Linked DNA regions of Homo sapiens: region 1 is linked to region 2. A link is a loop called in an ENCODE intact Hi-C map of the cell type or tissue named here. Cell type or tissue: B cell. All regions are shown on one strand. Links, peaks and the distances in the headings refer to the core of each region. The heading gives the core; the rest is flanking DNA. Region 1 overlaps CUEDC1 (CUE domain containing 1). Region 2 overlaps SRSF1 (serine and arginine rich splicing factor 1).

Region 1 (8,218 bases), core at 1,263-6,262, 82 kb after region 2:
CCTTTTGTTCCACCAATATCTCCCTATTAACTCGCTACCTTGGCTTTCCACAGTCAGAGGCTGGATAGCTGACAATAACCTTGGATAGACGGAGCTCATAAAGTACAACTAATTCCCAGTGATCTGTACATGTGTTTTAAAACATACTTTCCTTTTAAATTGTATAACCTATATACAACTATACTCTGTTTATTAAACATTTCAGCTGGGCATGGTGGCTCACACCTGTAATCCCAACACTTTGGGAGGATGAAGCGGGCAGATCACCTGAGGTCAGGAGTTCAAGACTGGCCTGGCCAACATGGCGAAACCCTGTTCTCTAATAAAAATACAAAAATTTACTCGGCATGGTGGTGGTGGGAGCCTATAGTCCCAGCTACTAAGGGAGGCTAAGGCAGGAGAATCACTCAAACCCAGGAGGTGGAGTTTGCAGTGAGCCGAGATTGCACCACTACACTCCAGCCTGGGCAACAGAGCAAGACTCCATCTCAAAAAAAAAAAAAAAAAGAAAAGAAAAAGAAAATTCAGATAATAAAAAGCCTTCTTTGGCTCCTCCTAACAACCCCCCAATCCCATCCCATTTCTCAGAGGTGACCACTGATGACAGTTTGATGTGGATCCTCCTAGCCCTTTTCTAAAAATGCATTTTGCATGTGTTGCTGATGGATTATTATAATCCCTAACCATCTTGCTTGCTTTAATTGACAGCTGTGTGTGTGTGTGTGCATGGAGAAAGCAAACATAGTAATATTACCTTCAGCAAGATAAAACCAGGATGGTAAAATTAGCCAGACTAGAGGTTTAAAGCAGTGATTCTCAAACTTGGATGTGCATATGAATCCCTCATAGATTTTGCTAAAATGCAGATACTGATTCAGTTTGTTTGGAGTAGCTCCTGGGATCCTGCGTTGCTAATAAGGTACCAGTCTCTGTTGATGCTGCTGGTCTCAGGCTGCACTTTGAGTAGGGAGGGTTTTTAGAGCACAGTCACTGGAATCAAAAAGACCTACTGGGCCCTTAATTGCTAGCTGAGTGAGTTGAGCAAGTCTTTAAGCTTTCCATGCCTGTGGATCAGGAATAAGAATGGCATCTTTCCTGCAGCGTTGTTGTGAAAACAAAATGAGCCGGGGCCTGTGAAGCACTTAGTCCAGTGCCTGGCACATAGTGAGCGCTCGATAAATGTTAGTTATTAATATTGTCTAGAGACAAATACCATCAATTTGTCCAAGCCAAACAGAAAACGCTTGCTGGTTGGCTATTACTGGGGGCTGTTTGTGCTGAGGCACTTTTACCTTGTTCATTTAATGTCCTCCTCGTCATCAGGATTTTGAATATATCTTGTATGGTATTATCTCCATGTACTTAGGGAGAAACTGAGGCTCAAGGAGGCTGGGTGGCTTAACCTTCTGAGCCACACAGCTAAGAAGTAGCAGAAATAAAGTTACACCCAGGTTTCAGGTCTAGTGCTTGTTGTATACATTGCAGCTGCCTTGTCTTGAAAACTTACTATGTGCATGGCTTAGTGGGTTTGTCGGTGTGGGAGCTTAAGCCTTTGATCATGGCTCCAGGGAAGGAAAGCAACAGGCTTCAAACTTCTTTCACTTGTACACCTCAAAAGAATTTTGAACAACTGTGTATCCCCTCATATATTAAAAAATTGACATATATCGCCGGGCACACGCCTGTAATCCCAGCACTTTGGGAGGCCAGGGAGGGAAGATCACTTGAAGTCAGGAGTTCAAGACCAGCTTGGCCAACTTGGTGAATCCCTGTCTCTACTAAAAATACAAAAATTAGCCAGGCATGGTGGTGCCTGCCTGTAATCCCAGCTACTTGGGAGGCTGAGGCAGGAGAATTGCTCGAACCCGGGAGGCGGAGGTTGCAGTGAGCCGAGATCGCGCCATTGTACTCCAGCCTGGATGACAAGAGCAGAACTCCGTCTCACAAAAGAAAAATTAATTAAGAAAACATAAAAATTGACATATATTCCCGGGTGCAGGGGCTCACACCTGTAATCTCAGCAGTTTGGGAGGCCAGGGCAGGAGGATCACTTGGAGTCAGGAGTTCGAGACCAGCCTGGCCCACATGGAGAAACCCTGTCTCTACTATAATACAAAAATTAGCTGGGCGTGGTGGCAGGCGCCTGTAATCCCAGCTACTGGGGAGGCTGAGGCAGAAGCATCGCTTCATCCCGGGAGGTGGAGGCTGCACTGAGCCAAGATCATGCCACTGCACTCCAGCCTGGGTGACAGAGTGAGACTCCATCTCAGAAAAATAAAAATAAAAATAAAAATTGACATATAAAATGTTTTATCATAACTTTAAGTGGAATGTATTTCCAGGCCTATTGTATGCCATCTACTTGCTTCAAATTTATTTTTGTCAAAGCCTTAGAACAGCAAACCCAGCCCAGGCAGTTGTGGAAAACATCCACCATAATTCCTAATTGGCCAGGCTGGATCTTGTGGTTAGACCAGCCAGCCAAATCATACTTTGTGTCGGAAAAACTCTGACTCCTCTTTTTAATTCAAATATTTATTAAACAGGTTAAACAGGTGTCCCTGTGTCAGCTTCCTAATTCTAATCCTAAAATAAACAGATGGGTAGGTAAGATAGATAAGGCCCCCTTCTCAACATCTTAAGGAAGTTCTTTGTCCTGCTGGAACTCCTCCCATGAGGGCTGCATTCTTCCGTTGTCTCTTTGGTGGCTTTTATAACCCAGGGCGGGATACCAGGGTGAGGTTGGGATGACTGGGGGTAGGCCTTTCTTTTGGGAAGTGTTTAGGAGGGCCTTGGTGAGGGGAGAACTGGCAGACCCAGAGGGTTCCCGGCTGATCAGTTTTAGGAAGAAGCACAGGAAGTGGAGCTTTCAGAAGTTGATTCCCTGGAAGCCATCCATGTCTGAATACTTCTGGGAAGTCCCCAGGTTCCCTGAGGGTTTTGCACATGTACTCTGGTGGGAAGACTGTTGAGTAGCAGCCTGGATATCCTACCTAGGATTTTGCTCTGTGGACATTACAGAGCTTGTGGATCTTTGAGACTGAGACTGCTTCTCCCACCAGCTCCCTGGTAACACCTTGAATGCACGCCCCATGTTTCTTCTCAGCTCCTCTCAGTGAGACAGCAGGGGCTCACACTCTAACGATGCCACCTTGTTGAGGGGGTAAACTGAGGTCCAGAACAGGAGAGTGACTACACAGAGCAGTCCATGTACCCCACCAAAAAAGCCAGCTGGCATTCCTAGTGGAGGCATCACAAGGCAAAAAAGCCTTGGGGTGGGTCAGGAGGAGTAGTCTTCAGAGTTCAGCCTCTGCCCCTGCCTCAGTGCACGTCACCTGCATTCTCTCAGCCTCAGTGTCTCTGCCTGTTAAATGAGGCTGATGTGGCAGGTGTTGAGCCTGCTGTTCACAGGCTCTGAAGTTGGGCAGACCTATTTTTGAATCCTAGCTTTGCCACTTACTCGCTGTGTGACCTTGGGTGAGTTATTTACCTCTCTGTGCCTGTCTCCACATCAGTCAATGGGGAGAAGAAAGGCCTCTCTCTCATGGGATGGTTGAGAGGATCAATGAGACAAGTGTTAGTGTCAGGCCCACATGGCATGCTCAGTAAGTATTATTGTTATCCTTGGTTTTTGTTCCCTGTAAGAATTATAGTCAGGAAGAGACTCCGTGGAGTGAAGGCCTGGTTGAGACTCTCCAAGGGCAGGATTGTGTTGGTGCATGGCCTTGCCCCTTCGTCCCAGGATGACCACATGTGCTAAGTGGCACTTAGTATGTGTCACCTGATGAACAATGAGTGCCAGTCAAGAGGCCCTTATGACAGCCTCTGAGCCGCTGCCATCTGCTGGGCCTCTTGTTGTCATCTTCCTCCAACATTCACCCGGGGAGGCATCAAGCCACTGGCCTTGTTGCCCTGGGGGAGATGAGGCTGCCCCCACATTTCCCCATAGCCCAGTGGTTTTGAGAGCACCTGTGTGCCCTGATGGGACCTGTGGCAACCTCAGGGACCTAGTGGGACACCTGTTGCCGCCCATTCTTCTCCACTGTTCAGGTTCCCATGTCCTCCCTATTGGATGGGCCTCAGGCGCTTAGCCTGCTCACCTTTCTCTTCTAAAGTCACCACGTCTCCATTTTCTTGTGGGCCTCTCCTAGGAGATGTTTTATGAACAGAGTCCAGTCCCCACCCCTCCATCCCCTCATCTCTTCTCACAAACTTTCCCCTGGAAGTTACTCCCTTGACCCCCTCCTCCTCCTGCTCAGAGAAGTGAATAATGAAATAAAACAGACAGTGCACTCCAGGTGGGATTTTGCTGCTTGAAGGAATCCCTTAGTCAAGCAAGGAATCCTTTTGTAAAGTAAGTGCTCACTGTGGATTTCCGTCTGGGAGTTTTTGCTTGGACTGGTTCTCGAGAGCGGGGCCCAGGCGAGTTTGTGAGCCTGGGGGTGGGCGAGGCTGCTGGCCTCCTCTCTGTGGCCTGAAAGGGCTCCCAGTGTGGCTTCTAGATCCACTGATTACCTTTCATCCTTCCGCTGTCTTCCTGTCAGGGCTCTGGTCTGCCAGCATCGATCACACTGGCCTGGGAGGTGGTGACGGGTTTGTGTTTCTCCCTGTTTTGTTCCTTTGCTTCCCCGTCGCATCTCCATGGAAACAGGTGCAGCCTTTGTGTTGCCTTTGCTTTGGGCAAATCGATGCCAAGTGGGGACTTCTCTGGACTCTCCACCCCCTCCCCTCTCTGGGATCAAAGTGGGAGGAGGGGGCAGTGCAGGGCCTGACAGGAAGCCTTTTGGGGGCCTGGAGGGCCTGGGGTGGGAGACCCCGCTGCATGGCTCCTGTCCTGGCCTGCCCTCATGCCTCAGGCATCACAAGGCCATCGGGATGGAGCAAGTGTGCTGTGATTTAGAAACACTCTCAGCCCCCCTCGGCCTTCTGCATTCTCAGAGGCAGCTGCTGGCCACCTGGGGCGGGTTGCTGGGTAGGAGTCGGAGAGCTGGCACCAGCTTCGATTCTTTGGTGGGACCTTGAGGGTGAGGCCTTTAACCTTTCCGGCCCTTGGTTTCTCCTGAGAGGTTGGAGAGGTTTTGAACTCGTGAGAAGATGAGGCTTCGGTAATATGACTCCTCTTTTACCTTAAGGAAAACCTACATCTGGGTAAACTCTGCAAAGTTTTTGTCATATGATTGTTCTATGGTGAATACTAAATTCTGTGTTTGATTCAAACGGGTGAGTTGCCTGGCAGGAAATGAAACCTTCAGCTTGGGAGCATGTCTTTAGACTGAGCTCTTGCTTATCATAACAGCCCCCTGAGGCCCCCTCCTCCCCGCCCAGCTTGTTCCGCCTTCCCAGGCTCTTAACAACCTATTAGGGAGCCTTCTGTTCCAGGCCGGAGCTCAAGTGTTGGCCCAAACAGCCGGGGGTAGCAGCAACCCTGCCTTAAGTCCCCGAGGTCCTACCAGCATTTTAGCTGTGGCACGTGGGCAAGGATACCCAGGCCGGACAGGGCTCCCTAAGGCCAGGCGCCAACTTTCTGCCTGAGCTGTTGCTCAGTCCCTGCTGGTTTGATAAACTGCATCATCCAAAACTCATGTGCTAACTTTAACGTAGCCACATTAACCTCATTGATGACATTGGCAAACTCCAAGCCCTGCCCATTCATTAAAAAAAGACTTCATTTTAATATCTGAACGCTATGCCTATCTGCTTGTTAAATTTAGCAAAGGATGTGTTTGACTTTAGATTTTGCATTGTCCACAAGCCTCACTTGAGATGGGAGCTAGAGCCCAGTTGCCTGAGGGGACCTCTGAGCGTGCCTGTGGTGGTAAATGTCAAATTGTCCAGTCTCCTGCCTGCAGAGTGGGCATTTGATGTGGTTGCATCTTTCAGGGATCTGTCCTAGGAAATGAACTTTCTAATACCTCTTTATAGTCAGGAAGTTTTTTTTGGAATCCAACCTAAATCCCATTTTATTTTATTCTGTCTTTAAGAAAGATAGCAAATGAAGAGTAAGAATCCTGAATGCTTTACTCGAAGACCCTTAAATCTCTACTTGGCCTTGGCCAAACACACCCAGGTTTTGAGGGTTGCCTCCTGGCCTTCTCTCCTTCCAGCAGAACAATGCCTGAGTTTCCTGTTGGTAAAACAAGGAGAATAGTAGCTGCCTCATTGGGTTGGTGTGAAAATTAAATCAAGACTGTGGGGACGCACCTTGCCAAGTGCCTGGCATATGGTTCATTTTCAATTACACTAGCTGACTCTGAATAAATTTTATTTCCTGCCTACTTTAATGCCACTCAGAGTTCCTGCTTTTCTTCACAGTCTCTCTTGAGTAATGCACCCAGGATTAGTGGGCCTCCTCCTCCCTGGCCTGATCCTGGACCCAGAGAGGCCAGGTGGGGCAGGTGCAGGCCACATCCCTCTGTTTCTCTCAAACCATCAGGCTAGGAGACTTGGAACCCTTCTCTCTCCCCTGGGAGTCTGGACATGGGAAAGAAAAGCCCTTTCATGCCAAGGCCCCAGATAGCATTATCCCTGTCCCTTTTCTAAATCGAGCTCCAGGAGCTCCCAGTTGGGACTGCTGACTCCCAGACCCTCCCAAATGGATGCAACAGGATCCCTGGTACCTCATTGAGAGAGACCTCCTGCCGAGATATATTGCTCCTCCCTGTGCACAGCAACCTGAACCTGTGCTTTATCCAAAGGGTGAAGTTATGGAGTCACTGTGACCTCTAAGGCACAGGGAGCAAGGACTTCAGAGGTAGCTCCTCCCGACCCCCCAAGGTTTAACTCTTTTTCTCTTTGAAGCAGAGATACCCTGTGGACTTATTTACCCCCTGTGTCTCAGGCTTCTCTCTCTGGCACACAGGACATGCTAATACAAGTATTTGCTATAGTTTTCCTACAGTTTTGAAAAATGTGCCTAGGATAACTGTTTGATTTAAAATCTCCTCCTCTCCCTTTCTTCTGATCAACATAAATAGACATATTCCTTGCCTGCTCTATGCTGGGCACTGAGCAGGTTGTTAGGGACCGAGAACTGAATGAGATCCAAAAAATCCCGCCTTCCAGGTGGGCACCATCTGTTGGGGCCACCAACGGGCACAGTGGCAATCGTGAGAACATGTGACTAGTGCTGCCACATTGATGGTGGAGGAGAGAGAGGGTTCAATAGGCCAAAGCCACGTGGGAGTGAGCCAAGAAGTGCATGTGAGAAGACTTTCTGGAGGAGGAGATCTACAACCTGAATCCTTGAAATAAAGAGTTGCAGTTGGCCAGGGTGAGGCTTCTGGGGCCAAGGAGTTAGAACCCAGGGTCAGGAAAGTATGCTGGGGTGGGGTGCTGGCCAGTGGTGGCCAGAAGGAGGAGTGGCCCAGGACACAGCCATGCATTGTGTGAATCAGCAGGTCCCTGGAGGACTGGTCAGTTCAGACGAGAAGGATGATATTTCCTCGCTAGAAATCCCTGGGATGGGGGGCAGAAATGAGGGGTTGCTCAATGTTGACCTCTCCTCCCTAGAGTCCCTGGGCCCTGTCCCTGCTTTACAGCCCCTGCAGCCTCTGCTCCTCCCTGCACTCCTCTTTGACTTACTTGGGATCTTGGGGATGGGGTTTGGGTGCACCTCAGGAAATTCTGATTCAGTAGAATTGACAAAGACACATGGGCCTTTTTCTTTAAAAAGCACCCCAGAGGCTGGCACAGTGGTTCATGCCTGTAATCCTAGCACTTTGGGAGGCTGAGGCAGGAGTGCTTGAACCCAGGAGATGGAGATAAGTCTGGGCAACATAGTGAGACCAGTTTCTTTTCCTTTTTTTTTTTTTGAGATGGAGTCTTGTTCTTGTTGCCCAGGCTGGAGTGCAATGGCGTGATCTTGGCTCACTGCAACCTCCGCCTCTGGGATTCAAGCGATTCTCCTGCCTCAGCCTCCCAAGTAGTTGGGATTACAGGCACCTGCCACCACGCCCAGCTAATTTTTTTGTATTTTTAGTAGAGGCGGGGTTTTACCATGTTGGCCAGGCTGGTCTTGAACCCCTGACCTCAGGTAATCCACCCGCCTCGGCCTCCCAAAGTGCTGGGATTACAGGTGTGAGCCACTGTGCCCGGAGACACCCAGTTTCTACAAAAATTTGTTTTAATGTAAGCAGCTGGTCCTGGTATGAGCCTGTAGGCCTAGCTACTCTGGAGGCTGAGGTGGGAGGATCGCTTTTGAGCCCAGGAGGTTGAGGCT
Region 2 (8,218 bases), core at 2,095-7,094:
TTTTGGTAAAAGGAGCAAAGCGAGGACCTGGAGATAAACGCTGGAGCAATCTCCTTGGAAGGATTCAGCACGAGTAGATGGTAAACATTTAAAGGGGAAAGGGGGGGTTTGTTTAAAATAGTAAATCAGTAAGTCACTTCTAAATTTAAAGAAAACAAAATTGGAGTTGAAGAATAAGTAGGTTTCCAATTGGCTATTGCCGTTTTCTTTGAAAAAATAAACATTTTTTAAAAAACTATGCATGGTTGTCCTTTTTCCTCTTCATGTAAGATTCTAACTGGGTCTATCAGTTAATCTTTAAATTGTTAAGTAAGATAAGATTTTGACTCTTGTGTTAATGTGTTAGCAAATTAAAAGTTCTTAAAAGGCAATCTAATGGTATTAGCCATCTTTTATTGTTAATTGTAAAAGTCTTCAGGGGAAAGCAAAAGGGGAGAATAAGGCATTTGTGTATGTAACTTGGTAAATGACGGTGGGGGATGGATCTAGCATCTGAAAGATAAGCTTCTCTACTTTGTTATAAAGTGGTTAAAAAACTATAGATGCTGCTTATTTTCTGGTGGTCATAGACAACATAGGCTTTTGTGCAAAATTGGTTGATGGCTACTAATGTTCACTTGGAGATAGCTTTTGATATTCTCAATGAAACTCATCTCAAAAAAAGGTAAGTATTAAATGTTAACATCAGCACAGATGTATTAGAACTGTTTTTTGTTTTTGAGACAGAGTCTCGCTCTGTTCTCCAGACTGGAGGGCAGTGGTGTGATCTAGGCTCACTGCAACCTCCACCCCTGGATTTGAGTGATTCTCGTGCCTCAGTCTCCCAAGTAGCTGAGACTACAAGTGTGTGCCACCCTTGCCCGGCTAATTTTGTATTTTTAGTAGAGATGTGGTTTCTCTGTGTTACCCAGGCTGGTCCCAAAACTCCTGGCCTCAAGTGATCTGCCTGCCTTGGCCTCCCAAAGTGTTAGGATTACAGGTGTGAGCCACCATGCTCAGCCTGTAGAACTTTTAACCCAAGTCTCATTTCTTTTTTGAAAGGGAAGAGTGCACAAGATTAACTGCTTCTTTGGATGAATCATTGTTAATAAAAAGCTGGGCATTTAGAATTTTGCCTTATAAGCCCTTCTCCAACCATAAGATTATTTTGTACCAAAAACTTTGGTGTTCTCTACCAAAGCAGTTAAAAACTTTTAGCCTGCTACTTCTTGTATTTGTCTACTGACAGCCCCTTGGTACTATTTAGGTTGGGGGAGGGGACCTAAAATAAATAGACTTTAACATTTCCCTTGGGTGCTAATCATAGTTGGAAGTTGAATTTAAGGTGATTATTTGGGTGACAATTAAAAACCTAAGGAAAACCAGAAATCTTGGTAGTGGAAGAAATGTGTAAGGTCACCCCAATCGGTAGATTTTAATGAACGTTGTGGAATGTTGGGAAGAGGGGATGTTAAGTTGAATGCAGAATTTCACTAAGTACTTAGTGTAAGTTTAAGGATGTAGCTCTTTTTATCTAAGAATTCAATGTAATGGCCAAAAGGCAGATTTACTGTTTAAAAATTTGAATAATTTTACATGACATTCTTGAAATTCTAAGAAGTTTTATGTGTAGAACATTTTAAAAATTCATCAGATTATTAAAGGGAAAATAAATGATTAATGATAATTTTGGAAGGTTAATGTGAGCTAGACTTAAGTAAACTTTGGTTCATTTGTGTTCATTGAATGTTTTGGAAATGACCAAAAAATGTAAATGGCCTTCACTCAAGTTTGAGTGTTTAAAGTTGAAAGATGTGCTCTACTAAAAGTTATAGTAATTCTAACCTCACATTGAAATGAGACAGTATTCCTTGTTATACAGGCTGAATTTGAAGATTAGAGAGGATCTAATGTTTACTTAGGTAAAGGGGCATAGGTTTTGTAGTTAAGATGACCAGACAGCTAAAAGCTGTGATGGGAAGTATGGACTGCTCCTATTTATAGTCTCAGAAAATGGACCTTTAGGTCTCTATCCGTATTGGCAATTATTAGAAGAAAGTTACACCCTTTTGAAACTACAAAAGCTGTCTTGGAATTTCCCCCTCTTCTCCCTATTTATGTCCCCTTAGAATATTTTAGGGAGCCTATAATTATTTTCTAACCAAGGAAAAACTTAAGTCTCTTTAAGAAGCAATTACTTTTCATAACATCAGATTGAATAACCCACCTTGCTGTTCAGCCCACATCCTACTGGAAACAAAAGGTAAGAAACCCATTTTCTGGTTCTTGATTGTTTGGGTCTGAATTTTGTTTTTAAAACTAAGCTAAGTTTAATGTTTTTTAAAATGCTGTTTGGAATATGAATAGATTCCCCGTAAAATGATTTTTCCTAAGTTTTATGCTTTAGTAAATATTCAGTGCTCACGTCTGTGCATCATAGTGCTTGCGTTTAATATGATTTATTGTAGAATCTCAACTTTTCTTGGTGTTTGTTGTCTTTGAAACATTGTCTTGGTCATTAGGGCTGGTGTTTTCACATTTCTGTGGTCAAGGTGGATTTCTTATGTGTGCCTTTTTGCTTACTTTGTATATGAATTTTGTAATTTAAATTGCAAGTAAGTTATATATATGTATTTACCATAAATAGTATTAAAAGATGAGAAACTGTTAGACTGAAGTTCTGTTGTAACATAACCATTATTTCCATCACAGTATGAAGACTGCAAACGCAGAAAACAGATTACAGTCTCTTATCCATTTTTTGAAATCCAAAAACTACGAAAACAAAAGATTTTCTGTTGTTGAGCTAATTAAATGTGAACCCTGACCAGAATTGCTGCCTTCATTTTGCACTTAGTGTGACTAAACTGTTTCCTGTTGAACTTCATTATTCATTGCACAGTTGCCACAGACTTTGCTGAGGGTTTTATGTAATACAGGGTATATATGTACCTCATAAAGTGCATACAGCTCTGAATCCCAGATATGTCTGTCTCCAAAGAGTTCATATAAGGGATTGTAGGAACTGTACTAGCATACACAGGCCTAATGCTTTTGTCTGTAACTGGGGTGTCTTGACTGAAAAACCTGTTATTGTGAATCCTTTGTTGATTGAATTTTAAGTTCCCCCATCTTTTTAGGCTGAAGCAGCCACAAGAAAAAAAGGTATGGCCCACATTTCTTTACATTCTGTTGTAATAGTGGACTCAACAATTATATCCCATTGAAGCAAATACTCAGGCATCCTAGAGTGTACAATACAACATTCTTTTGAGTTATTGTTTCTGTATCAGTACTTAAAGGAACATTGACCAATTAGATCCTATAGGAAAAGCTGGGATTGGCATGAAGTAAAGAGATTATCAGGAAACATCTGTTCATTATGTCTATCGTGATTGTCTATTGAATGAATAGTAATGCTGCCAAAAGTAACTTGCTTTAAACAAACCCCAAGAGATTATAGTATACTTAAACCAGTACTTATTCCTGTTATTGAGACCTTCACGGTGCTTCTTGGTAGCTTTGAAAGCTAATGCCTAACAACCCTGAGGGTTCTTGTGAGCTTGTAGTGATTAAAGGAAGGATTTTTTAATTATTATAAAAATCACTCCGTGCTTCATTAATGCACAGAATAAAAATTGAATAAATGACTCTGTCATATAGAAGTTAATTTAGGCAAATATAACATTTGTAATTTACAACATTTTAATAGGTGCTAGGCTGGGATTTCAGGGGGTGAAAAGTCATTCATGACTTTTCATAAGAAGTTTACTGTTTAGGTAAGCAAAACAACACTTAGTTCAGCTTGATACTCAAGCATCGGGTTAAAAAGCATCAGACTTCTGTTACCAGACAACTTATAAGTGCCAACTATTGGTAGAACTGTGGACATGAAGATAGTGGAAACAGCTTCTCTAGGATGCTATACTCATCTCCACCAAATGCACTTTGAACAAAAACAACTTGTAGAAATAGGTCTTAATTTTTTTTGTTTGTTTGTTTGGTTTTTTTACAACATGCTGTACTGCTCTCCATTGGTAAGTGCTAGGGAAAATCACTTAGCCACTAGAGGGAGCTATAACACAAAATTAAGCAGGAAATAATCCCCATTATAGATACATAGAACAAAGTAGAGACCAGCTAACTACCTTGATCCTCTGTATCAGCTCTAAAGTTAGATGGTTTGGGTAAGTTTTCTTGCAACTTTACCTTTGTCTTCCCATCTTTTGTGTAAAATTCTTCCCCTTTTCAGCTTTTGCATCCATTTAGGTTTTCAGAGTTTACCTTACAGGCACTCATTTTGTAACAAATCTAGGTTCTGGGACTAAGAAAATACTGAAGACATAAGTCTGCTTGTTTTTCTGCCTACCTTGTACATCAGGTATGGAATAATAAGGCCATGAATGTGAGAATTGGGAACAGGAGTTAGGTGTGCTGGGGAAAACTAGACATAACAATTTGGTTATGAACTAGAAGAAATGAATATGCTTTTAGAGACCTGCAGTTTGCTTTTATGGAGTGACAGTTTCAGGTGTGATGATCTTCTCAGTATTACTAAGAGGTTCTTAAAGTTTGTCTTAAAATCCTACTTATGTGTCAGCTTAGCTGTTTTCTATTTTCTAGGCCTCACTTAAGTAGCAGGTTGTCTTGTGATCAAAAAGTCAGTAGACACAGTAGTTAATGCCATATTAACAGCTGAAAATTACTGAAAATTTAACACTTTTAGTATCTGTCATTCCCATCACCGCTTTCTCCCCAGGTTTCTTTTATAAAAAATGGAAAGGACACAAACTTGTCTCCTGTTTACAGTATAAATTGTCATTGAGAATACTAAACCTTTTAGGCCCATATGATGGGATTTAGTCATCCAGAAGACAGGTGTGGGACAACTGGCCTTAAAATGTTAATTTTAGAAAATCAGTCTGTTTCAAAGAATAAAGCACTAAAAGTGGACAAAGTGGACTTCTTGTGGGGGGAAAAGTAATCAAGTTTACACAGTAGAGATTTCCCTGCCTGCTAAGGTAACACTAAGTAGCAAGGAAAGCTACAGAAGGTAGTTACTGTTAACTAGTAGTCTTGCTGCAAATTGGATTGACAGCTGAAAGGGCACTAACTAGATTGAAGCCTGTCTTTAATCCTGTAAATGTTAGCTCTGGTGTCCCTTTGATAATTTTTAAATAACTTTTGAAGATGCACTCTGAAGCCACAAATTAGGCAAATGAAAATTCAGAATTCTCCTTGTAGAAAGAAAAGTGCTAAACCTGGAGATTGTAAAGTGCTAAGAAAAACCATGGTAGAATTGTTCCCTCAGGTGCTGTGTATTAGAGGAGGAGTCTTTATATGTCATTTTGGGATAAGCTTTCAACAATTATTAAGGCTTAATACATAAGATTATAGGATCAGTCAAGCAAAAGGGAAGGTATAACCTTTAGATAGGACTGGGAAGTGCTGGGTGAATGTCTTCTACCCTTAACGGTGGTAGAAATTTGAACTATAAAATAACACCAAGAGTGACATTCACATTTTTTTTGTCTTTGTTTTTGACACAGGGTCTCACTCTGTCACCCAGGCTGGAGTGTAGTGGCACAATCTCGGCTCACTGCAACCTCCGCCTCCCGGGTTCAAGCGATTCTCCTGCCTCCCAAGTAGCTGGTATTACAGGTGCCCATCACCACACCTGGCTAATTTTTGTATTTTTCATAGAGACAGGGTTTCACTATGTTGGCTCAGCTGGTCTCTGAACTTCTGATCTCAAGTGATCCGCCCGCCTCGGCCTCCCAAAGTGCTGGGAATACAGGTGTGAGCCAGCGCACCTGGCTGACATCCACAACTTAAGGCTAGAAATGTAAAATGTTGGTTCGCAGTGTAACAAGCACATTCCAAAGAAAACTCAAATGGCTCCTTTGTACTCTAAAAATAGTAAATTTGCAGCAAGGTGATAGTCAAGTTCTGTGTCTTCAGGGTGCCACCGCATCTATGATTTAGATTAACCTAGAGATGTGTTTACTTGCCAAATAGAGTTCTTCAAGATGCTGTTTGGATTTGTCTTCCCATCTCCAGTTGCCATATCAGCATTTTTGTCTGTACCCAAATTCATATTACTGAAGTGTTAAAGCTGGTTTCAGTGACTCCAGATCCTTAAAACATGTCACTCCCTTAATATGAGTTAACAATGGGTTATATTCTACCTTTCCAATTTATCCTGTTCTCAATCACATCTTCCCCTACCCTGGTTGATTTGGTAAATACATGTATTTTTTAACTCTACAGACCCAGGAACTGAATATATTTATATTTCCCAATGAGCTAAATGCAGTGCTGACAGTTTTAATATTGATGGGCGAGATGGGAAGAATTTAGTATTCCCTAAAAGCAAAGCACTGTAGAAGTCTGTTTCACAAGCTATTCGTTAACTGGGTGGATTATTGGAGAAGGTATTTTAATACTAATAACTCCTCAGATGTGAAGCCAGAAAATTTGAATTAATCTAAATGCTAGCCTAAGTCCAAGTATAATTGGATAAGTAAATGTTGCTCCCAGAATTGGTCTTGCAAAGTAAGACCAATTGTAAGACCAAAGTAAGTGGTTTTGATGTAAGCTGTGCACACTTTCAGTACAGATCACCAAGAATTGATGACATTGTCTCCAAAAAGACTAAATAGTTGCCTCCTAGGTATCCTTTTTCAGTCATTCTCTTTTAAGCTTCTTACAGAGGAAGCTTTAAGTTGCCTCAGAATTTAGTGGTATTGCCTCAATGAGAATTCCTGCATATTTCTCTTTGGGATGGAATCATTTTGGTTGTTTTTTTGTTGTTGGTAACTATTCATAAAGAGATTAATACATAACGATGTATTGTGAAGAGACTAGATAGCATGTATATTATTCCTTGGGTTGGGAGTCTTAAGCATTAACTTTAGGACCCTGACCCTGGTCTTTAGGTTTATAGGATCAGCTAGCTTAAACAATTCTCTCAAAACCAAGAGACCCAGCATCCATACATTTTAACACCCCACATCATAAATCCCATAAGCAGCCCCATTCCTTTTGCCATTAAAAATCTCACCCCTTCATGATCACACCTAATGACTGAAGCATTCTTGAACTAATTGCGTTGTTTCTTATTTGCTTTTCTTCATGTTTTAAAAAGTGCTATATGTGCAGGTGGACATGTTGCCCTTAAGCTGTTCTCTAGTTTAATGTGTATGCTTTGTTTTCTTCAGCTACATAGTAAACTGAGAGCAAAGGCTGTTTTTTTTTTTTTTTTTTTTAAGACAGTGTCTTGCACTGTCACCTGGGCTGGAGTGCAGTGGCGCAGTCTCGGCTCACTGCAACCTCCACCTCCTGGGTTCAAGCGATTCTCCTGCCTCAGCCTCCCAAGTAGCAGGGATTACAGGCACCTGCCACCACACCTAGCTAATTTTTTGTATTTTTAGTAGAGACAGGGTTTCACTATGTTGGCCAGGCTGGTCTCAAACTCCTGACCTCGTGATCTGCCCGCTTCGGCCTCCCAAAGTGCTGGGATTACAGGCATAAGCCACCGCGCCCGGCTCCCCAAAGTCTTATGTTTTAAACTTTTTGACATTTCTTCTAAGATGTCCAGAATGCTAGTACCTGCACCTTAATAAATGTTTGTGAATAAATACATTATTGAAATCTTAGGCAGGTGTGCCACATAGCTTAAATCTGAGACACTGTGTTCTTTAGTCAGATCATGCATATTCTTAGAATAGTAACCTCAAAGGTTTATACCCTTGCTACCTTTTTTATATTTTTTGTAGAGACAGGGTCTTGCTCTGTTTCTCAGACTTTTTGAACTCCTGGGCTTAAGCAGGCCTCCCACCTTGGCTTCCTAAAGTGCTGGGATTACAGATATGAGCCACTGCGCCCAGTCCTGATACTGTGGCTCATTTTAATTCTCACGTAGTATTTAGTTTCATTTTGCAGTTTGAAGAAATAGGCCCAGAGATGTTAAAGGGGCAGGCCCAGAACTTGAATCCAGATCTTGTGGTGAGAAATTCTTGTTTTACTATCACGTTGCTTTTTAAAGCCAGCCTGCTTTTTCCAGTTGGGAGGCCTCGGGGAGAAAAGTCTGACCCAAGTGAGAAACACCTGTAATATCTACCAGATGCCAGCAGGGTGTCCCATGGTGCTGTCTTTGATCCATGTTCTTACCCTGTGTGCTGAGGGTTGTTCTAGAGTAGGACTACATCTAGTCACAGTGGCCATGTTCCAGAGCCTG

What was found. Hi-C counts contacts between places; a loop is a spot of excess contacts. Peaks named below come from ENCODE experiments on the same cell type or tissue, not always from the same donor. Only the 100,000 strongest peaks of a DNase experiment are listed, where the experiment ranks them.
Region 1: a loop joins it to region 2, with 19 times the contacts of the local background. A loop is called at or near these places in 15 of 110 quality-filtered maps.

Annotation. Positions count from the first base shown.
Region 1 is chr17:57,912,922-57,921,139 of GRCh38, reverse strand. All of the region lies in intron 1 of CUEDC1 (CUE domain containing 1), which reads left to right. CUEDC1-AS1 (CUEDC1 antisense RNA 1) reads right to left here. Exons shown (of 2, transcript XR_001752948.2): 2 at 4,824-6,124. Among named protein-coding and RNA genes, the nearest start is that of CUEDC1-AS1, 4.9 kb to the right of the region's middle. RefSeq lists an enhancer at 6,822-7,322. In B cell, for the core only: a CTCF peak has its summit at 3,837 (motif pointing left); a DNase peak (open chromatin) is centred at 3,829; H3K27me3 peaks cover 288 bases.
Region 2 is chr17:57,995,513-58,003,730 of GRCh38, reverse strand. It overlaps SRSF1 (serine and arginine rich splicing factor 1), which reads left to right. Exons shown (of 4, transcript NM_006924.5): 4 at 1-2,812. Among named protein-coding and RNA genes, the nearest start is that of SRSF1, 7.6 kb to the left of the region's middle. RefSeq lists an enhancer at 8,007-8,056. In B cell, for the core only: CTCF peaks have their summits at 3,812 and 4,014 (motif pointing right); a DNase peak (open chromatin) is centred at 4,050; H3K27ac peaks cover 958 bases.